Linked DNA regions of Homo sapiens: region 1 is linked to region 2. A link is an interaction called in ENCODE POLR2A ChIA-PET data of the cell type or tissue named here. Cell type or tissue: PC-9. All regions are shown on one strand. Links, peaks and the distances in the headings refer to the core of each region. The heading gives the core; the rest is flanking DNA. Region 1 holds the start of TINCR (TINCR ubiquitin domain containing). Region 2 has its middle 55 kb from the start of TINCR.

The links. ChIA-PET counts read pairs that join two places held together with the same protein. Peaks named below come from ENCODE experiments on the same cell type or tissue, not always from the same donor. Only the 100,000 strongest peaks of a DNase experiment are listed, where the experiment ranks them.
Region 1: POLR2A ChIA-PET joins it to region 2 with 12 read pairs; 3 of 35 experiments call an interaction of 5 or more read pairs at or near these places.

The regions. Positions count from the first base shown.
Region 1 is chr19:5,567,564-5,579,110 of GRCh38, reverse strand. TINCR (TINCR ubiquitin domain containing) reads left to right here and starts at 11,158. Exons shown (of 3, transcript NM_001396408.1): 1 at 11,158-11,446. The coding sequence starts at 11,187. It also overlaps the pseudogene SNRPEP4. In PC-9, for the core only: no CTCF peak of the experiment used is centred there; DNase peaks (open chromatin) are centred at 3,360 and 6,310; H3K27ac peaks cover 2,649 bases.
Region 2 is chr19:5,506,860-5,518,406 of GRCh38, reverse strand. No RefSeq gene overlaps it. Among named protein-coding and RNA genes, the nearest start is that of TINCR, 55 kb to the left of the region's middle. RefSeq lists enhancers at 15-184, 4,978-5,477, 10,164-10,333 and a cis regulatory region at 10,248. In PC-9, for the core only: a CTCF peak has its summit at 2,465 (motif pointing left); a DNase peak (open chromatin) is centred at 6,366.

The sequences.
Region 1 (11,547 bases), core at 1,758-9,757, 61 kb before region 2:
AAAAATAGATATAATTAGCCAGGCACGGTGGCTCATGTCTGTAATCCCAGCACTTTGGGAGGCTGAGGTGGGTGGATCACCTGAGGTCAGGAGTTCGAGATCAGCCTGGTCAACATGGCAAAACCTTGTCTCTACTAGAAATACAAAAATTAGCAGGGCATGGTGGCGCATGCCTGTAATCCCAGCTACTCGGGAGGCTGAGGCAGGAGAATCTCTTGAACCTGGGAGGTGGAGGTTGCAGTGAGCTGATGTTGCACCACTGCACTCCAGCCTGGGCGACAGAGTGAGAGTCCGTTGGGTATCACACCCCCACTCACTCAGCCCCTGGCTGAGTCATAGCAGGTGGACACTCATGGGGACCAAGACGCCGTTGAGGGACGGGACCCAAGAGATGCGGCTATAAGTGGGGTGTGCTGGGTCACTGGAGATGCCTGGCTTGCTTATTGACGAAGCCTCAGGCTCTGGAGGTGGGGGAAGCCGTGGGGGAGGGAAGGGGAGAAAAAAGAGGGATGGAGAGATAAAGACACCGAGACACAGAAAAAGAGAGATTCAGGGAGAAGAGAGACAGAGACTGAGACACAGAGTGAAACAGACGCACACACACAGGGACGCAAATAGACAAAAGCAGAAACAGATGAACCCAGGACCTGCACAGATGTGGATCTGCACTTGGGGCAGCCGGGCCCTCTACTCCATGTGCCCACTAGGTGGCGCCCAAGAGCCACGCTCTGCAACGCAGCCGACCCGGTTGGGCCCCTCCTGCCGCGGAAGCCCCCATCTCTCTGCCCGCCCAGCGTTTCCCCCACGGGCCCAACACCACCTTTGTGGGAGGCCCTGGAGGCGCAGGTGGAGGCTGGAATGGGGGCTTCCTCAAGGGTCGAGGGTCTCCAGAGCCTCCCAACCCGGCCCCCGGTAGGCGAAGGCCCTGGTTGTGTCTGTGCTTCTCTTAGAGTGAGTTTGTATTGGTCTCAGGAGTGGACGTGCCTGCTTCTGTCTTGGGGTGTGGATCTGGTGAATCTCCGTGTGTGAGGCTTAAGGCCGTGTGTCTCTCTGTGTGCATCTGTGTTTGTCATGGGGCGTGTGTCCGTGTGTGTCTGTGTTTGCTCTGGGGGGCATGTGTCTCTGCGCATGTGACTACGTGTCTCATTTTTCTCTTGCTACATATCATGGCTGTATTTGCCTTGGGTGTGTCTGTGTCTCTGTGTGACTGACTTCTCCTCATGCTGTGTACATTTTGGTGTATCCGGGCTGGCGAGTGACTTGATGTGTGCCTCATGTCTCCGCCCCCCTTGGAAAGCTGCCTCTCCCGCCCCTGCTCACCTTTCCTGGCGGCTCTGTATAGAGTCACCAAAGAATTCAAGAACTGAAATATTTATGAAGTGCTTCCTGGGGTCCCCTGGAGAGACAGGAGCGACTGTTCATGGAGCTGTGTGTCTGTGGGTCTGACCAAACGAGATTTAGATCCTGCTCAAACTAAGCACCTACTATGTGCCAGGCCTTGGCTCGGGTACTGCCTTCATGCTATGCATTCAGTTTCCTCATCTGTAAAATGGGCCTGATATTCGGCCGGGCGCGGTGGCTCATGCCTGTAATCCCAGCACTTTGGGAGGCCGAGGCGGGCGGATCACAAGGTCAGGAGATCGAGATCATCCTGGCTAATACGGTGAAACCCCGTCTCTACTAAAAATACAAAAAATTAGGGCCGGGCGCGGTGGCTCACGCCTATAATCCCAGCACTCTGGGAGGCCGAGGCGGGCGGATCACGAGGTCAGGAGATCGAGACCATCCTGGCTAACACGGTGAAACCCTGTCTCTGCTAAAAGTACAAAAAATTAGGGCCAGGCGCGGTAGCTCACGCCTGTAATCTCAGCACTCTGGGAGGCCAAGGCAGGCAGATCACGAGGTCAGGAGATTGAGACCATCCTGGCTAACATGGTGAAACCCCGTCTCTGCTAAAAAAAAATAGCTGGGCGTGGTGGCGGGCGCCTGTAGTCCCAGCTACTTGGGGGGCTGAGGCAGGAGAATGGCCTGAACCCGGGAGGCGGAGCCTGCAGCGAGCCGAGATCGCGCCACTGCACTCCAGCCTGGGCAACAGAGTGAGACTCTGTCTCAAAAAACAAAACAAAACAAAATAAATTATAAAAAAAAAAAAAAAATGGGTGAAATTCCACCATGGCGTACCGTGGCCAGGGCCAGAAAGTGCAGAAGGTTATGGTGCAGCCCATCAGCCTCATCTTCAGATACTTACAAAATAGATCGCGGATTCAGGTGTGGCTCTATGAGCAAGTGAATATGCGGATAGAAGGCTGTATCATTGGTTTTGATGAGTATATGAACCTTGTATTAGATGATGCAGAAGAGATTCATTCTAAAACAAAGTCAAGAAAACAACTGGGTCGGATCATGCTAAAAGGAGGTAATATTACTCTGCTGCAAAGTGTCTCCAACTAGAAATGATCAATGAAGTGAGAAATTGTTGAGAAGGATACAGTTTGTTTTTAGATGTCCTTTGTCCAATGTGAAGATTTATTCATATTGTTTTGATTACCGTTGTGTTACTACAAGATGGCAATAAATACTATGGGATTGTTTGTGTTAAAAAAAATGGGCTTGATATTAGCATCTATCTCATAGCATTGCTATGAGGTGAGTTGAGGTTTATAAAACCTTGAACACTCCTGGAGCATGCTAAAGACTCAATGTGATAAATTATCTCAGGCTGGGTGTGATGGCTCACGCCTGGAATCCCAGCACTTTGAGAGGCCAAGGTGGGCAGATTAGTTTTGAGCCCAGGAGTTCGAGACCAGTCTGGGCAACATGGCAAAACCCTGTCTCTACAAAATAATAATTATAATAATAATAACAATAACAACAATAATAATAATAATACAATAATTAGCCACGCGGGATGGTGTGCACCTATAGTCCCAGCTACTCGGGAGGCTGAGGTGGGAGGATCACTTGAGCCCAGGAGGCGGAGGTTGCAGTGAGCTGAGATCACGCCGCTCTGCTCCAGCCTGGGTGACACAGAGCCAGACCTTCCCTCAAAGAAAAAAAAAAAAAAGGAAAAATCACCTCATTTAATTCTAATAACTACAAGCACATCTATTAACCTATGGGTCAGTGGGGAGCCCCTGAGAATTCTTCACTCACTGCTAAGAACTTGAGGGTTGTCAAAAAGGCCTAAATAGATTGGATGCTTGGACGTCTGTCTGCATAAAAACTTTCCTTTTAGCTCAGCTCAGCGGTTCTCAAACTTCAGAAAACTGAGTAGACGGGATCATGCTGGGTATAAAAATCAGGGGCATGAGTTGTTTCAGACATTGGGAACTCAGCGGTGAATAGAACAGACAAAATAGCCGTTGGGGAGTTTCTGTTCTGATGGGGAAAAGATAATAAATGAGGTTGTCACTCAACAAATGTGAGTCATTATGGTTATTTTCCATCAAAGACTTTCAATATACTTTGCCATTTCGCCCTCCAGAAAGATGGGACTTGGTACTAACTTATCCCAGCAATGTATGCAAGTGCTCACTGCCTTGTACCTTCACAAAAACTATTATTGGATCTTTTTGTCAAATATTAGAGTGGTGAAATTCTTTTTTTTTTTTTGAGACGGAGTTCACTCTTGTTGCCCAGGCTGGAGTGCAATGGCACAATCTCGGCTCACCGCAACCTCCACCTCCCAGGTTCAAGCACTTCTCTTGCCTCAGCCTCCCGAGTAGGTGGGATTACAGGCATGCGCCACCATGCCCGGCTAATTTTGTATTTTTAGTAGAGACAGGGTTTCTCCATATTGGTCAGGTTGGTCTCGAACTCCCGACCTCAGGTGATCCACCCGTCTCAGCCTCCCAAAGTGCTGGGATTACAGGCATGAGCCACCGTGCCCAGCAGTGAAATTCTTTTTTCAAGTCTTTTACAATTTCCCACCTATGTCTTTTGTGTGTCCAAAGTGTATGCACGTTCTTTGCACATGTTGCTTTATTTTTATTGATTTCTAACAACTCTTTATATATGAGGAATGCTACTTTGTTTAAACATGTTGGTGGCAGATAGCCTTTGTTTCTAATAGAATGAGGCTAGAAAAACACAACTTGCCAATAGGGACCACCATAAACCTTCATTTGCCCAACAAACATCCTGCGTGTGAATCAATCAATCCCTTCCTTCCTTCCTTCCTTCCTTCCTTCCTTCCTTCCTTCCTTCCTTCCCTCCCTCCCTCCCTCCTTCCTTTCTTTTCTCCCTCCCTCCTTCTTTCCTTCCTCTCCTCCCTTCCTCCCCCCTCTCTTCCTTCCTTCCTTTAGATGGAGTTTTGCTCTTGTCGCCCAGGCTGGAGTGCAGTGGTACAATCTTGGCTCACTGCAACCTGCGCCTCCTAGGTTCAAGTGATTCTCCTGCCTTAGCCTCCAGAGTAGCTGGGATTACAGGCACCCGCCACCACAACCGGGATTACAGGTGTGTGCCTGTAGTCCCAGCTACTCAGGAGGCTGAGGTGGGAGGATCGCTTGAGCCTGGGAGGTTGAGGCTGCAGTGAGCCATGGTCATGCCACTGTACTCCAGCCTGGGCAACAGAGTAAGATCCTGTTTCATAAAGTAAAATAAGATAAAATAAAATAATAGCATAGGCCAGCCGGGCACAGTGGCTCAATGCCTGTAATTCCAGCACTTTGGGAGGCCGAGGCGGGTGGATCACGAGATCAGGAGATCAAGACCATCCTGGCCAACATGGTGAAACCCCGTCTCTACTAAAAATACAAAAAATTAGCTGGGCATGGTGGCGGGCGCCTGTAGTCCCAGCTACTCGGGAGGCTGAGGCAGGACAATGGCGTGAACCCGGGAGGCGGAGCTTGCAGTGAGCCAAGATCGTGCCACTGTACTCCAGCCTGGGCAACAGAGCAAGACTCTGTCTCAAAAAAATAAATAAATAAATAAAAATAAATAATAATAATAATATAGGCCAGAATGCCTGTTCATCAGAGGCTGGGCAGCAGGGAGAAGTGTGGGTTGGGGGGGGCTGCATATTCCACCAATCCTGTAGGCAAATAGGGAAGGAGGGTGGGTGCCAGGCCCACTTGCCCCCATCTGTAACATATCCACTGCCCTTAGCATTGCCACATTCTGGAATTATAGATACTTTGCCTCTTGTAATGTAGAAGAGATTTCTTTCTTTCTTTTTTTTTTTTTTTTTCGAGAGAGGGTCTTGCTCTGTTGCCCAGGCTGGAGTGCAGTGGTGCAATCATAGCTCACTGCAGCCTCCAACTCCTGGTCTCAGGTGATCCACTTGCCTCAGTCTCCTGAGTAGCTGGGACTACGGGGGCGCACACCACCACGCCCAGCTAATTTTAAAATTCTGGCCGGGCATGGTGGCTCATACCTGTAATCCCAGCACTTTGGGAGACTGAGGCAGGCGGATCACTTAAGATCAGGAGTTCGAGACCAGCCTGGCTAACATGGTGAAACCCCGTGTCTACTAAAAATATAAAAATTAGCCTGGCGTGGTGGCGCATGCCTCTAACCTCAGCTACTCAGGAGGCAGGAGAATCGCTTGAACCTGGGAGGTGGAGGTTGCAGTGAGCTGAGTTCGTGCCTAGGTGAAAAGACACTCCAGCCTACGTGAAAGAGTGAGACTCCGTCTCAAAAAAAAAAAAAAAAATTGTAGAGTCAGGGCCTTGCTATGTGGCTTAGGCTAGTCTTAAAATCCTGGCCTCAAGCGATCCTCCTGCCTCGGCCTCCCAAAGTGCTGGGATTACAGGCAAGAGCCACCATGCCCGGACTCTGGCCCATTTTAAAAAGCCTATTCCTCTTGCTTCCTGCTGAACTTTATTAAAACTTACTACTGCAGCTTTTTCTCCCCTAAGACAGCCAGAGGGGATGTATGGTGATTACCGCTCAGAGCCCCCACCCACCCACTAGAGAGCTCTGAGATTCCACATTGTTCAGGAGGACTGAACACCAGCTGTTCTAAGATCCTAAGTGTCTACATGTTCAGTGATCCCACGATTCTGAGCCTCCAGACTCCAGAGCTCAGGGATTCTCTGAGCTCATCACTGTCTGCCTGGGTCTTCCATAATTGCCCGCAACAGATAATACAGTGTCTCGAGGCAAAAACCATGATCCCTCTAATCCACAGACCCAGGCACAGGGGCCGGTCGCCCACAGCCACCGAGCTTTTCCTAACAGCTTAATGAGAAAGTCAGAATTAACTGGAAGTGGCACCTAGCACTCCCAGGGCTCAGCGTGGCCTCCCCGTGTTAAAGCCGAGTGTCCCCAGGCCTCCCTTTGACCTTCTTGGACACCAGCAATTATGATGGGCGAGGCCTGGAATTCAGCCTGAATAGGGAAGTGGCTGGGGCCATGGTGACCTAGTTCTTCAGGTTAAGCCAGCCCGCCCACCTTCCCCGGAGAGTGACCAGCCCAGCCTGGGTTCTCATTCTGCCACTACTCCTCTCCGGGCCTCAGTTTCCCTCCTTTGTTCAAGGAGGTCAGGGATCATGCCAGCCTCCTACTTTGCTGTGTTACATGTAAATTTCTTGGCACATGTATTATGTTATCATCTCTCTTTGTGCACACGGATACCTTCCCAGAAAGGACACTGCTGGCTTATACCTTTTTCAAATAGCTATTGTCAGAGAGCTTACACCATTTCACACTCTGAACCCCAGCAGCATGAGGCTGCTCTTTTCCCAAAACCCTGAAAACACAGCAAATGCTCAGACTTTTTCATCTTTACCAGCCAGACAGATGAAAAGAAGAAAAAGATATTTCATGGTAGTTTTTTTTTATATTTAGGTTACCATGAGCGAGAATGAACTCCCTTGCCTATGCCCAGAAGACGTTTGTATTTCCTTTTCAGAAAACCGTTCATGTGTGGTGGCTTATGCTTGTAATCCCAGCACTTTGGGAGGCTGAGGTGGGAGGATTGCTTGAATCCCAGGAGTTCGAGACCAGCCTGGGCAACATGGCGAAACCCTGTCTCTACTAAAAATACTGAAAATTAGCCGGGAGGGGTGGTACACAGTTTCAGTGAGCCAAGATTGTGTCACTGCATTCCAGTGTGGGAAACAGCAAGACCCTGTTTGCTCAAAAACAAAAACAAAACAACAACAACAAAAATCCATTCATGTCTTTCACCCTTTTTTGGACTGGCTTGTTAATCCATATTGATTTCTAGATGCTTTTTACATATTAAGGATATCAGTCTCTTGTCTATCATGTTTTGGAAGATTTTCCCCCTTGATGTTGCCTCTTCATCTTCTAGTATTTTTTATTTGTTTGTTTTGTTTTTCTTTTTTCTTTTTTTTTTTGAGATGGAGTTTCCCTCTTGTTGCCCAGGCTGGAGTGCAATGGTGCGATGTTGGCTCACCGCAACCACTGCCTCCTGGGTTCAAATGATTCTCCTGCCTCAGCCTCCCAAGTAGCTGGCATTACAGGCATGCACCACCACACCCAGCTAATTTTGAATTTTTAGTAGAGACAGGGTTTCTCCATGTTGGCCAGGCTGGTCTCGAACTCCCTACCTCAGGGGATCCGCCTGCCTCAGCCTCCCAAAGTGCTGGGATTACAGGCGTGAGCCACCGTGCCCGGCCTGTTTTGTTTTTCTTAAGACAGTCTCTCACTCTGTCACCCAGGCTGGAGTGCAGTGGTGCAATCTTGGCTCACTGCAACTGTGTACTCCACAGTTGCCATTGTACTCCACCCTGGGCATTGTACTTCAACCTCCTGGGTTGAAGCCATTCTCCTGCCTCAGCCTCCCAAGTAGCTGGAATTATAGGCACCCACCACCACACCTGGCTAATTTTTGTATTTTTAGTAGAGACAGGGTTTCACCATGTTGGCCAGGCTGGTCTCGATCTCCTGACCCCAGGTGATCCACCCACCTTGGCCTCCCAAAGTGCTGAGATTACAGGAGTGAGCCACTGTGCCCAGTCTCTCACCCCTTTTTCAATTTGCTTGTTAATCCTTATTGATTTCCAGATGCTCTTTACATATTAAGAAAATCAGTCTTTTGTCTGTCGTGTTTTGGAAAACTTTCTTCCTTGATGTTGCCTTTTGATCTTCTAGTATTTTTTTAATGTGCATATGTGTGTAGGAATTTTATATTTGTAGTCAGTTATTAATCTTTTAATTAAAGGTTTCTGGGTTTAATATGCTTTAACACAGTTAAGATTAATTTTATTTTTATATTTTTTTGAGACGGAGTATCACTCTGTCACACAGGCTGGAGTGCAATGGTGTGGTCTCGGCTCACTGCCAGCTCCACCTCCCGGGTTCAAGTGATTCTCCCGCCTCAGCCTCTTGAGTAGCTGGGATTACAGGCATGCACCACCACACCTGGCTAATTTTTGTATTTTTAGTAGAGACGGGGTTTCACCATGTTGGCCAGGCTGGTCTCGAACTCCTGACCTCTTGATTTGCCCGCCTCAGCCTCCCAAAGTGCTGGGATTACAGGCATGAGCCACCGCGCCTGGCCCAGATTATTTTTATTTTTAACTCCTGTGTTTTCTCCTAATATTTGTATAGTTTATTTCGCTGGGGGCAAGGGTTGAAGGGGCCATCTGGAATTTAATTTGGTTTGAGTTATCTTTAAAATCTCCATCTGAAAAAAAAAAAAAAAAGGCTGGACGTGGTGGCTCACGCCTGTAATCCCAGCAATTTGGGAGGCCAAGGCAGGCAGATCACTTGAGGTCAGGAGTTTGAGACCACCCTGGCTAACATGGTGAAACCCTGTCTCTACTAAAAATACAAAAATTAGCCTGGCGTGGTGGCGCACGCCTGTAATTCCAGCTACTCAGGAGGCTGAGGCGGGAGAATCGCTTGAACCCAGGAGGCGGAGGCTGCAGTGAGCCGAGATATTGCCACTGCACTCCAGCCTGAGTGACAGAGTGAGACTCCATCTCAAAAATAGTAATAATAATAATAAAAACTAGAAACCTCCATCTGAACTCTCATGGTTGTGTAAGAGTGATGTTTGTGGGCTGGGCGAGGTGGCTCCCACCTGTAATCCCAGCACTTTGGGATGCCAAGGCGGGTGGATCACCTGAGATCGGGAGTTCAAGACCAGCCTGACTAACATGGAGAAACCCCGTCTCTACTAAAAATACAAAAAATTAGCCAGGCTTGGTGGCGCATGCCTGTAATCCCAGCTACTCGGGAAGGCTGAGGCAGGAGAATTGCTTGCACCTGGGAGGCGGAGGTTGCGGTGAGCCGAGATTGTGCCATTGTACTCCACCCTGGGCAACAAGAGTGAAACTCTGTCTCAAAAAAAAAAAAAAAAAAAAAAGTGATGTTTGTGTAATGAATGGATTACAACAAAACTGCTAATGCTAGGTGGCCTGGGTTCGAATCCCAGCTCTGCCACTTTTCTCTCTGTTTCCTCTGGGAAATCTCTTTTCTTCTCTATGCCTCAGTTTTCTCACTTGTAAAATGGGAAGTCATAGTGTCATGAGAAAAGTAAGAGATGCTTCCCCCACCCCAATAAAGTACCTAGAAGACTGTCTGTCACTTAGCAGGTGCTCTTTTCTTTTCTTTTCTTTTTTGAGACGGAGTTTCCCTCTTGTTGCCCAGGCTAGAGTGCAATGGCAGATCTCCGCTCACCACAACCTCCACCTCCTGGGTTCAAGCGATTCTCCTGGCTCAGCCTCCTGAGTAGTTGGGATTACAGGCACCCACCACCACGCCTGGCTAATTTTTTTGTATTTTTTGTAGAGACGGGGTTTCTCTGTGTTGGTCAGGTAGATCTCGATCTCCCAACCTCAGGTGATCTGCCCACCTCGGCCTCCCAAAGTGTTGGGATTACAGGCGTTAGCCCCTGCACCCAGCCCTTCTCTTTTTTTCCTTCTCTTCCTCTCTCTCTCTCTTTCTTTCTTTCATTCTTTCTTTCCTCTTCTCTTTCTCTCTCTCTCCCTCTTTCTTTCTTTCTTTCTTTCTTTTTTTTTTTTTTTTTTGAGACGGAGTCTCGCTGTGTCTCCCAGGCTGGAATGCAGTGGCGCACGATCTCGGCTCACTGCAAGCTCCGCCTCCCAGGTTCACGCCATTCTCTTGCCTCAGCCTCCGGAGTAGCTGGGACTACAGGCGCCCGCCACCACGCCCGGCTAATTTTTTGTATTTTTGGTAGAGACGGGGGGGTTTCACCGCGTTAGCCAGGATGGTCTCGATCTCCTGACCTTGTGATCTGCCCACCTGGGCCTCCCAAAGTACTGGGATTACAGGCGTGAGCCACCACACCCGGCCATTTTTTTTTTTTTTTTTTTTTTTTTTTTTTTTGCGATAAGTCTCGCTCTGTGGCTCAGGCTGGAGTGCAGTGGCACAATCTCGGCTCACTGCAACCTCTGTCTGCGGGTTCAAGCGATTCTTCTGCCTCAGCCTCCTGAGTAGCTGGAACTACAGGCATGTGCCACCACGCCTGGCTAATTTTTGTACTTATAGTAGAGACGGGGTTTCACCATGTTGGCCAGGTTGGTCTCGAACTCCTGACCTCATGTGATCCGCCCACCTCAGTCTCCCAAAGTGCTGGGATTCCAGGCATGAGCCACCGCACCTGGCCTAAAAGTAAATTTTTTTTTTAATGTAGGCTGAGCGTGGTGGCTGAGGGTTATAATCCCACCGCTTTGGGAGGCCAAGGCGGAGAATCACTTGACGTCAGGAGTTCAAAACCAGCCTGGGCAACACGGCCAGGCCCCATCTCTACAAAAACTACAAAAGTGAGCTGGGCTTGGTGGCAGCGCCTGTAGTCCCAGCTACTTGAGAGGCTGAGGCGGGAGGATCGCTTGAGCCCGGGAGGTCAAGGCTGCAACGAACCATGATTGCGCCACTGCGCTCCAGCCTGTCCTTAAAAAGATCAAATAAAGTGGCCTCCCAGCCTCCCTCCCTGGAGCCTCCACCATGTAACCCCCTGGACATTCGCGCGTCTCCTTGGCTGGGATGACCTCGCTGATGGCTCTGTGCTGAGTGGCCACTCCGCCTCTAGACCCCCGGGCGCACTCTGGGGCCAGCAGTGGGGAGCGGACGCCTGAGGGGACCGTGGCACCCGCCCCGCCCCGCCGGGCCGGGCCTGCCCACTGCGTGCCGGGCGTGTCCGGGCGGGCGGAGCGCGGGCGCGGCGGGGGCGGGCGGCCAGGCTAGTCGGGCGGGTGCGCGGGGCGCTCGGGGCCCGGGGCCAGAGCTGGAGCCGGAGCCGGGCGGGCGCCATGGAGGGGCTGCGGCGGGGGCTGTCGCGCTGGAAGCGCTACCACATCAAGGTGCACCTGGCGGACGAGGCGCTGCTGCTACCGCTGACCGTGCGGCCGCGGGACACGCTCAGCGACCTGCGCGCCCAGCTGGTGGGCCAGGGCGTGAGCTCCTGGAAGCGCGCCTTCTACTACAACGCGCGGCGGCTGGACGACCACCAGACGGTGCGCGACGCGCGCCTGCAGGACGGCTCGGTGCTGCTGCTCGTCAGCGACCCCAGGTGGCCGCGGGGCTCGGGGTGGGGTGGGGCGGGGGCGGCGGCCGGGGACCCCTGGAGAGCGGCGGGGGAGGCGGGCGCCCAAGGCGGCCTCCCGGGCCGGC
Region 2 (11,547 bases), core at 2,274-10,273:
GCTCGCTCTCTCTCTCTTTCTTTCTTTCTTTCTTTTTCGAGACAGGGTCTCACTGTCACCCACGCTGGAATGCAGTATTGCAATCATAGCTCACTGCAGCCTCGACCTTCTGAGCACAGACAATCCTCATGCCTCAGCCTCCTGAGTACCTGGGACTACGGGCATGCACCACTGTGCCCAGGGCATTTTTTATTTTTAAATTTTGTATAGAGATGGGGTCTTGCTATATTGCCCAGGCTGTTCTTGAATTCCTGGGCTCAAGTATTCCTCCCACCTTGGTCTCCCAAAGTGCTGGGATTAGAGGCCTGAGCCACCATGCCTGACCATAAGAAGGTCTCGAGTTCGTTGGATAGAAGAGCTAGGGAGCCTCCGTAGCTGCAAGCAGCTGGGACTTGGATGGCAGGGAGGGGTCCTGTTCATGGCAGCCAAAGGGTCCTGAATGCCCCTGGCCAATCTGTGACCCGGTCTGCAAGCCTGGAAGAGCACTCCCTGGCTTCTCAACCTTCCAGGGAGGGTGGATGGAAAATGAGGGTATTGGGATGCCTGGTGAAGTGGAACTTAACATTTTTTAATCAGCAGACGCTGCCGGCCACCTTTCCTTTGTACAGTGGAGACAGCTAAGCTCCTTGAAGCAGAACTTCTTTATTTAGAGAGAATCAGTTGAATGATTCCTCTTAGTTTTATTCATATTGAAGGCAAGTGGGTGCCCATTGTGGGGGATGGTGATGATGACGCTATTGCTGGTTGGATCAGTCAGCTACTGCTGCGTACGTAACAAGTAGCCCTGCAGCCAATGACTTCAAGCACTAAGCGTTTTTATTTTATCTTATTTGTGTGTGTGTGTGTGTGTGTGTGTGTGTGTGTGTGTGTGTGAGAGAGAGTGTGGAGTTGGGGTCTCACTTTGTCGCCCAGGCTGGAGTGCAGTGGTGCAATCATGGCTCACTTCAGCCTCAACCTCTGAGGTTCAAGTAATCCTCCTACCTCTGCTTCCAAGTAGCTGGGACTACAGGTGCGCCACCACACCCAGGTAATTTTTTCCTAATTTTTTTTTTTTTTTTTTGTAGAGCTGGCACCTCACTATGTTGGCCAGGCTGGTCCTGAACTCCTGGCCTCAAGTGATCCTCTTGCTGCAGCCTCCCAAAGTGCTGGGATTCCAGGTGTAAGCCACAGCTCCTGGCCTAAGCATTTATTTGTGTTCGTAAGTCTACAGATAAAACCATCTGACTCTTCCAGTCTCAAGTGGGCTCATTCCTGTCTCTGCAGTGAATTTGCAGTGAACTTGGGGTTGGATAGGCAGCTCTGCTGATCTTGGTTGGGCTTCCTTTCTTGTTAGGGGGTTGGCTGGGATAACTGGGCTCTCTTCCATGGGCCCTCTGATTTCTGAAAGACCAGCCTGAGGTTATTCCCATAGAAGTGGGACTGCAAGAGAGTGAGAAGAAGCAACCATCAGGCTGGACACAGAGGTTCACACCTGTAACCCCAGCACTGTGGGAGGCTGAGGTGGGAGCACTGCTCGAGCCCAGGAACTCAAGAGCAGCCTGGGCAACATAGCAAGACCCTGTCCCTAAAAATATGTATATAGAAAAAATTAGCTGGGTATGGTGGTGTGCGCCTCCAGTCCCCATCTACTTGGGAGGCTGAGGCAGGAGGATTGCTTGAGCTGGAGAGGTTGAGGCTGCAGTGAGCTGAGATCATGCTGCTGTACTCCAGCCTGGGTAACAAACTAAGAGGCTGTCGAAGAAGAAGGAGAAGAAGAAGAAGAAGGAGAAGAAGAGAAGAGGAAGAGGAAGAAGAAGAGAGAAGAGGAAGAAGAACAAAGAGCAGCCGCGAGCAAGGCCACTTGAACTTGGAAGCAGATCTTTCTCTGGTGACCTTGAGATGTCGGTGGCCCCAGGTAACATCTTGATTGTAGCTGTTTGGGAAAACCCTGGAACAGAGGACCAGCTAAGTTGTTTCTGGATGCGTGACTTCCAGAAACTGTGAGATAATAAATGAGTTATTTCAAGCTGCTATGTTTGTGATAATCTGTTGCACAGTAATAGGTAATGAATACCAGTACTTGGACAAAGGCTGCCGTTCCTCAAACTCCTTCGTGTGCAGAGCTGACTAGTGGTGTTGAAGTGGGATTCACCGGAGCAAAGGAATTGCAATCCAGTTTCTTTTGCTTCTGAGGTTCTCTCTGATGGGCAGGAGTGGCCCCGAGGGACACCTGAAGGCAGAAAAGGAAGCCTAGTGCTGTCACGTGGGAACTTAGTCTCAAGGGGGACAGAGGAGGAGAACGGAGGAAAACCTGGTTTTGAACGCAACATGTGTCTGGAAGTTCTACCTCCTTCACTTTCCCTGTTATTGTGTCTAGCTTGGTGATTGGGGCCTGAAGTCATTCAAGAATGTAAATCAAAGGACTCTAACCTTGCGGACCTCAGTTGGGGTTCCACTGGGGCCAGTGCAAAGGGAAAAGGAGGCAACAGACTGTGCAAGACTATTGTTCAACAGCAACACCTTGTGGCAGCCACAGAAATAACAGCAGCCTTGGTGTCATCCATCGTACCATCTGGTCCTCTCTCTGTGTGATGTTGGAAAGGGTGATCGGCCCTATAGACTGAGAAGGTGCTCAGGGTCATGGACAACTTGAGGGCAATGTCAAGAGGCACCCAGTGGGCACATATGGTATCCATGGGAATAATTAAGGAGAAGTGACTCTAGTAAGACCATTGCACCCTTCCTTTTTCAGGAACAGCACCTTAGATTTTTCTGGGAGGAACTTCCCTGTCTTGCTTTTGGTTCCTGAAGTCCAGGCAGGGTCAGCTTCAACCTGGGAACCAGGGAGGGAGGCTGTGACCCAGTGCAACCCTACCCCTATGATCGTGAGGTCACTTTTTTTTTTTTTTTTTTTTTTTAAGGCTGAGTCCTGCTCTGTCACCCAGGCTGGAATGCAGTGGCATGATCTCAGCTCACTGCAACCTCTGCCTCCTGGGTTCAAGTGATTCTCCTGGCAAGTAGCTGGATTACAGTGCCCACCACCACACCAAGCTAATTTTTTTGTATTTTTAGTAGAGATGGGGTTTTGCCATGTTGGCCAGGCTGATCTTGAACTCCTGACCTCAGGTGATTAGCCCACCTTGGCCTCCCAAAGTGCTGGGATTACAAGCGTGAGCCACCACACCTGGCCTTGAGGTCACCTTTGCATGCGAAGGCTGTATACTGCTAACACCTGTGACATCTCCTGTCTGATGGTGTCCTGCTGGCTGTTGGAGGCCATTTGGTCCTGTGCAAGCCAGGCCAGAGGGCAGGAGAGCTAATGCAGCTTTCCACCTTTACAGATGGGGAGTGGGTGGATCAATACTTCAGCTCCCTGACCCATCTGTTGGGATAACTCCAAGCAGGTTCTGTACCTCCCAGAGGTTCCCAGTGGGACCGAGCCCCAGTTTCCCGCACATTCACCTGCTCATTAACACCCCTTGTGTTGGCTCTTTCCCTCCCTTGTCTCACTTTCCTCTCCCCTCCCAGTGATTCCTGGAATGCTTTTTTTTTTTTTTTTTTTTTTTTTTTTGAGATGGAGTTTTGCTGGAGTGCAATGGCATGATCTCGGCTCACCACAACTTCTGCCTCCCAGGTTCAAGTGATTCTCCTGCCTCAGCCTCCCAAGTAGCTGGGATTACAGGCACGCACCACCACATCCGGCTAATTTTTGTATTTTTAGTAAAGACAGGGTTTCTCCATGTTCGTCAGGCTGGTCTCAAACTCCCGACCTCAGATGATCCACCCGCCTCGGCCTCCCAAAGTGCTGGGATTACAGGTGTGAGCCACTGCACCTGGCCCGGAATGCTTTCTTCTAGATAAACTCCTTGCCCCACAAATCCTTGCCTTAAAGTCTCTTTCTAGGGAGGTCCAATCAAAGATACCCAGGGCTGGCCAATCAGAGGATGCTACACCTCTGGCCTCAGTGATTATCTCAGGGCCATGACCCATGTTGTCCCAATCAGAGAGAACTCCTAAATATTTGGTGGACTTGTGGGTGAAGTCCTGCTGTGGGGTAAGAAGACACATTTTCCTCAGGGGTTGCTGAGCTGATAAATGCCTTGTCCTCCTAGGACCCATCTGATCACCACGTGGAAAAGCCTCCTGTGAATGAAGTTAATTCAGAAGAAAGCAGATGGTCTTGACATGGCTTCAGCACCTGGATCAAACCGTGCCTGAAGGCATACTATTATTTACAATAGCTCCCTTTTTGCTGAAGTCAATTGAAATCAAGTGTTTCTGTTTGTTCTTTGTTTTTGTGACTTTTAGAGTCCTGGCTATTGAAGAGCTGGTAAAGGTGGTCTCGTGGGCACTATATGAGTTTGTTAGGGCTGCCAAAAAGAAGTACAAAGGCTGGTTGGCTTAAACAATAGAAATGTGTTGTCTCACAACTCTGGAGGCTGGAAGACACCTGAGACAAGGTGTTGACAGGGCTGATCTCTTCTGAGGTCTCTCTTCTTGGCTTTTCAATGGCCACATTTTTCCTGTGTCCTCACATTGTCTTCCCTCTGTGTGTGTCTGTGTCCTCATCTGCTCTCTCTCTATTTTTTTTTTTTTTTTTTTGAGACAGAGTTTCACTCTTGTTGCCCAGGCTGGAGTGCAATGCCGCAATCTCGGCTCACTACAACCTCTACCTCCCACATTCAAGCCATTCTCCTCCCTCAGCCTCCCGAGTAGCTGGGATTACAGGCATGTGCCACCATACCCCGCTAATTTTGTATTTTCTTTCTTTTTTTTTTTTTTTTTTTTGAGACGGAGTCTCACTCTGTCGCCCAGGCTGGAGTGCAGTGGCCCAATCTCGACTCACTGCAAGCTCCACCTCCCAGGTTCACGCCATTCTCCTGCCTCAGCCTCCCTAGTAGCTGGAACTACAGGCATGCACCACCACGCCCAGCTAATTTTTGGATTTTAGTAGATACGGGGTTTCACCATGTTGGCCAGGCTGGTCTTGAACTCCTGACCTCAGGCAATCCACCTGCCTTGGCATCCCAAACCTTCCTTCTTTTCTTGAGACAGGGTCTCGCTCTGTTGCCTAGGCTGGAGTGCAGTAGGACGATCACAGCTCATTGCAGCCTTAGCCTCCCAAGCTCAAGCAATTCTCCTGCCTCAGCCTCCCAAGTAGCTGGGACTACAGGTGCAGGCCACCGTGCCCTGCTAGTTTTTTTGTAGGAACATGGGTCTGGCTATGCTGCCCGGGCTGGCCTCGAACTCCTGAGCTCAAGCAATCCTCCCACTTCGGCCTCTCAAAGTGCTGGGATTTCAGGCGTGAGCCACGGCACCCGGCCTTGCGTGTCTCCATGGTGGCCTGGGCTGCCCTTCCTCACCTCGGCAGTCCTTAAACGATTTCTGCACCATCATTTTCAGGACGCTCTGCAGTGTCGCTCAGTCTTTTTGCACCAGGAAGCTGGAGAGCGACCCGGAGTGGGAGGGATAAAGGACGCCGAGGCGGAGGTGAGAGGATGGCAGAGCGACGGATGGGGCGACATTGATCATCTGCACAGCCCTGGGCCTCTGTGGCCACGTGGCTGGTGGCTTTTGCAGAGACACTTCGCATTGCAGACTCAGCACTTGGCTCATCTTCCCGGACCGCCACCAGCCTCTGCCGAAAAGAAAAAAAAAGCGTGCTGAGCCCCTGAAACCGCCAAATAACCCGAGCAGGGTCTCGATGAGTGGCCTCTGTAGATCATCCGCAAAGCCCTGGTTTCTTCCCAGAGGCAGGGAAGGCAGTGGACGGCAGCCAGGGGAACTTGGGTTCAAATTCTAGCTCTGCCGCCCACTGGGTGACCTTGGACACGCCCTTCAACCTCTCTGAGCTCTCTCCTTTGTAAAATGCTTTTCCAGAGGAGTCAGCTAGGGCGTGAATTCTGGAGACTGATCAACAAATAGGTGCTCAGTGAAGGATAGTAGCCATACAACCATAATAGTAATTATACAAATCACAAGTAGTTACAAATACAAAAATACAAATACAAATACAAAAAAAAGATCCACGGGCTTTGCGATCACATGTGCATACATTTAAATTCCAACTTCGGAATTTATGGAGCAAGAGGGATCATTGGCAAGTTGTTCAGTCACTGAGTCTCAATGTTTTGATCAGTGCATTAGGTACAGTGGTATTTTCTTCCCTGGTGGAGCCTGTGAGGAGGAGCTGGGGAGGCAAAGAGGGTCAAGTGTATGACTCCACGCTCAGGGTGTAATCAATGCCCAATGCATGAAAGTGCATAATCTCAGCACTTTGGGAGGCCAAGTTGGGAGGATCGCTTGAGCTCAGGAGTTCAAGACCAGCCTGGGCAACATGGTGAAACCCTGTCTACAAAAAATACAAAAAAACCGGGCCAGGCGCAGTGGCTCATGCCTGTAGTTCCGGTTACTCAGGAGGGTGAGGCAGGAGAATGGCATGAACCCGGGAGGCGGAGCTTGCAGTGAGCCGACATCGCACCACTGCACTCCAGCCTGGGCGACAGAGTGAGACTCTGTCTCAAAAACAAAAAACAAAAAACAAAAAAACAGAAAAAACAAAAAACAAAAACAAAAAACCTAATTAGTGGCCGGGCGCGGTGGCTCACACCTATAATCCCAGCACTTTGGGAGGCCAAGGCGGGTGGATCACTTGAGGTCAGGAGTTCAAGACCAGCCTGGCCAACATGGTGAAACCCTGTCTCTACTAAAAATGCAAAAATTGGCCAGGCATGGTAACACACGCCTGTAATCGCGGCTACTTGGGAGGCTGAGACAGGATAATCGCTTGAACCCGGGAGGTGGAGGCGGCAGTGAGCCAAGATCGCACCACTACACTCCAGCCTGGGCCACAGAACAAGCTGTAGGACGTGGTGCTGTCTGCCTGGTGGTTCAAGTCAGCTGTTGTAGTTGGCAGAATAATGATCCCCCAAAGATGTCCACATCCTAATCTTAGACCCCATGAATGTGATTCAATGGCAAAGGAGAATTAGGGTTGCAGGTGGAATGAAGGTTGCCAGGCAGCTAGTGATGAGAGAGAAAGATATTATTCTGGAGTACCTGGTGGGCCCAAATCATCGCAAGGGTCTTTTAAAGTGGAAGACAGAGGCAGAAGAGAGAGAATCAGATAGCAACACAGGAAGGACCAGGCCTGGCCGGGCGCGGTAGCTCACGCCTGTAATCCCAGCATTTTGGGAGGCCGAGGCGGGAGGATCACTTGAGGTCAGGAGTTCAAGGCCAGCCTGGCCAACATGGTGAAACCCCATCTCTACTAAAAATACAAAAATTAGCCAGGTGTGGTGACGGGCGCCTGTAATCTCAGCTACTCGGGAGGCTGAGGCAGGAGAATCACTTGAACCCGGGAGGCAGAGGTTGCAGTTAGCAGAGATGGCGCCACTGCACTCCAGCCTGGGCTCCACCTCCACCTCTCAGGTTCAAGAGATTCTCCTGCTTCAGCCTCCTGAATAGCTGGGATTACAGACATGTACCACCACGTCCGGCTAATTTTTTGCATTTTTAGTAGAGACGGGGTTTCACCATGTTAGTCGGGCTGGTCTCAAACTCCTGACTTCAAATGATCCACCCACCTCGGCCGGATCCCAATCTCAAAGTGTCGGGATTACAGGCATGAGCCACCGCGCCCGGCCTGCAGGCTCCTCTTTAGCTGTCTTCCTGCCTTACAGGGTGAGACTCTGTCTCAAACAAACAAACAAACAAAAAAACCAAAGAAGGACTAGACCAGCCACTGCTGGCTGTGAAGGTGGAGGAGGGGGCCCTGAGCCAAGGGATGCGGATGTCTCTAGACGCTGGGAAAGGTGGGAATTGGATTCTCCCCTGGAGAGTAAGATCTAGTGGGATCAGGAAGAGGCACAAAGAGACAGTTCCAACCTCCACAACTTTGCATTTGTGATGCCATGTCCTTCCAATCCCAGCTGCAGCTACGCCTCCTCCAGGAAGCCTCCCTGGGTCCCACCGTCCTTGTGGCCCTGTCGTGTCCTGCAACGGAGAGCTCAGAGGGTCTGGGGACTGTCGCAGGTCCCTCCCCCTTTTCCAGGTGCACTGCTATCATGATTATACGTCACTCTAGAAAAAACTGATTACATTGCAACCTGACCTTCTCCCTGTCTGCGGGGCCCATTACCACGTCAATCAGATGGCTCAGAGAAGGAAAAATTATTTTATCTTTAACAATACTTAAAACTGCTCAGCAGGGCCATCTTGGGGACTGGGCGTTGGCAGCTGTGGGTAGGTGCTCTGGGTCTCTGCATCCTACAGGCTCCCCTTTATTTATTTATTTATTTATTTATTTATTTATTTATTTTTGAGACGGAGTCTCGCTCTGTCGCCCAGGCTGGAGTGCAGTGGCATGATGTCAGCTCACTGCAACCTCCACCTCCCAGGCTCAAGAGATTCTCCTGCTTCAGCCTCCTGAATAGCTGGGATTACAGGCATGCACCACCACGCCTGGCTAATTTTTTGCATTTTTAGTAGAGATGGGTTTTCACCATGTTGGTCGGGTTAGTCTCAAACTCCTGACTTCAAATGATCCACCCACCTTGGTCAGATCCCAATCTCAATGTGTCGGGATTACAGGCATGAGCCACCGCGCCCGGCCTGCAGGCTCCTCTTTAGCTGTCTCCCTGCCTTACAGAAAAGTCTGGAACCTTCTGATTTGCAAACTGAATTCCCACCCTCCTGGGCCACCCCATCCGCAAAGGGGGCTCGCCCTTCCGGAACCAGCCCAGATCCCTCTCTCTTGTCTCTCTCTTTGTCTCTCTGTCTTTGCCTCTGTCTCTCTCTTTGTTGGCACTGGGGAGACCCAAGAATCGAGTGCTCATGGGCTGGTGGGTATCCACAAATCATTTCCTCAGCCTGAGCACCGCGTGATGGAGGGGCCACCATCACACCCATTGTGCAGTGTGGAGACCGAGGTCCAGAGACACAAAGCCCTGTTTCTGTTTCTTTTTTTTTTTCTTTTTCCTTTTTTTTTTTTTTTTGAGATGGAGTCTCGCTCTGTTGCCCAGGCTGGAGTGCAGTGGCGCAACCTTGGCTCACTGCAAGTTCTACCTCCCAGGTTCACGCCATTTTCCTGCCTCAGCCTCCCGAGTAGCTGGGACTACAGGTGCCCGCCACCAAGCCTGGCTAATTTTTTTTTTTTTTTGTATTTTTAGTAAAGACGTGTTTTCACTGTGTTAGCCAGGATGGTCTTGATCTCCTGACCTTGTGATCCACCTGCCTCAGCCTCCCTAAGAGCTGGGATTACAGGCGTGAGCCACCGTGCCCGACCCCTCTTGCCTCAATTTTCCCATCAGGTGAATGGGAGTCAGTCTCGTCCCTTACGGGCTGTTGGGAGCTGGAGTCCTGCCCGTCACAGAAGGATTGTGAGGTAAGATACAGGACACCCAGTTCAACTTGAATTTCAAATAAACAGAAAATACTTTTTTAAGAAAAAAAAAAAAAAAGTCTGAGTATACCCCAAATATTGCATGGGCTATACTTATACTAAAAACTCACTTGTTGTTTGGCTGAAACTCAGATTGAACCCGGCATTCTGTATTTTTTTTTTTTTCTTTCAGACGGAGTCTCACTCTGTCGCCCAGGCTGGTGTGCAATGGTGCGATCTTGGCTCAATGCAACCTCCACCTCCTGGGTTTAAGCAATTCTCCTGCCTCAGCCTCCTGAGCAGCTGGGATTACAAGCACACACCACCATGCCCGGCTAATTTTTGTATTTTTAGTAAAGGCAGGGTTTCACCATGTTGGCCCGGCTGGTCTTGAACTCCTGACCTCTGACCTCAAGTGATCCACCTGCCTCAGCCTCCCAAAGTGCTGGGATTACAGGCATGAGCCACCGTGCCTGGCTGGCAACCTGTATTTTTATTGGCCACATCTGGCAACCGGAGCATGAGGCTCTGGAGAGATAGAAGGTTCTGGACATTGTGGGGCAGACTCATTTGTATCAACAGTATCAGGTTGTCCTGGCTGCTATGAGGACAATGTTGAGATTTCCCAACAGAGTGCTGGAAGATTTGTTTTTTTTTTTTTAAATTATTACTTGGCCGGGCACGGTGGCTCACGCCTGTAATCCCAGCACCTTGGGAGGCTGAGGCGGGTGGATCACAAGGTCAGGAGATTGGGACCATCCTGGCTAACACGGTGGAACCCCGTCTCTACTAAAAATACAAAAAAATTAGCCAGGCTTGGTGGCAGGCCCCTGTAGTCCCAGCTACTCGGGAGGCTGAGGTGGGGGAATGGCGTGAACCTGGGAGGCGGAGGTTGCAGTGAGCCGAGATGGCGCCACTGCACTTCAGCCTGGGCGACAGAGCGACACTCCATCTCAAAAAAAAAAATTATTACTTTATTTATTTTAATAGAGACCGGAGTCTTGCTGTGTTGCCCAGGCTGGTCTCGAACCCTGGCCTCAAGCAATCCTCCTGCCTTGGCCTTCCAAAGTGCTGGGATTCCAGGCATGAGCCACTGGGCCCAGCCTGATTTGTCTGCAATGTGGCACAGTTGCCTCTGCTGGAGCCAGGGACCGCCTCTGTCACTGGGAAATGGTGGCAACCATTACGGCTTGACCCTCTCCAGCAACGCTGGGCAGAAAGCCCATCTCATGAAGCAACAAAGAACCCAACTAGATTCAGGCCGCTGTCTCCCTGTCCCGTCCTCCCCCCTCCACCCCAGCCACCCATCACAGTCCATCCCCAAGGCCGGTGGCTCGCCCTGTCCTCAAGGTGTCAATACCTCCCCTTCTAAATTTCACCCTGGAAATCAATTAGGGTCCGGGCGAGTTGATTATAAATCAGCTATTTTCATAATTGTTATGTCTTTAATAAATCAGAACTGTGCACGTTGCATGCAGGCAAAATGGAGCTGTTCTCCTGAGGTCATCAATTACCCGGAGGGGAAGACAGGGCCGTGTCCGCATTCCCTCGTCCTCCACCCGATCCGGAGACGCTGCCGGCCGGGCCAGGGAGTTCCTGGACCCGGGCCGGGCCGTTCCATTAGGGAATTGCTTAAGCAGCGTTTTAAATAACAAAAAGGGATATCATTTAATTTTTTCGCAACGTGGAAATCAATACGCTGTCCTTCAGGCGGCCTGACGGATCGTCTTGGCGAGCTTCTCCGAGTTAATCTAATTTTTCTGGGTCTGGCTGGGACCAGCCGTCTTGCGCGAGGCCTCCTGCGTGCCGGCATCAGCCCAGCCTGGAATCCATGGTCTCAGACGGATCTTCCCACAAGTGCTGTGGATGTATTTGGCAGGCGGGGAGGCAGAAAGGTGGGCAACAAGCCATTTCTTTTATTTATTTATTTTTTTGAGATGGAGTCTTGCTCTGTCACCTAGGCTGGAGTACAGTGGCGTGATCTCGACTCGCTCACTGCAATCTCTGCTTCCCAGGTTCAAGCAATTCTCGTGCCTCAGCCTCCTGAGCAGCTGGGATTACAGGCGCCCGCCACCACGCCTGGCTAATTTTTGTGTTTTTAGTAGAGATGGGGTTTCACCATATTGGCCAGGCTGGTCTCGAACTCCTGACCTCAGGTGATCCACTTGCCTCGGCCTCCCAAAGTG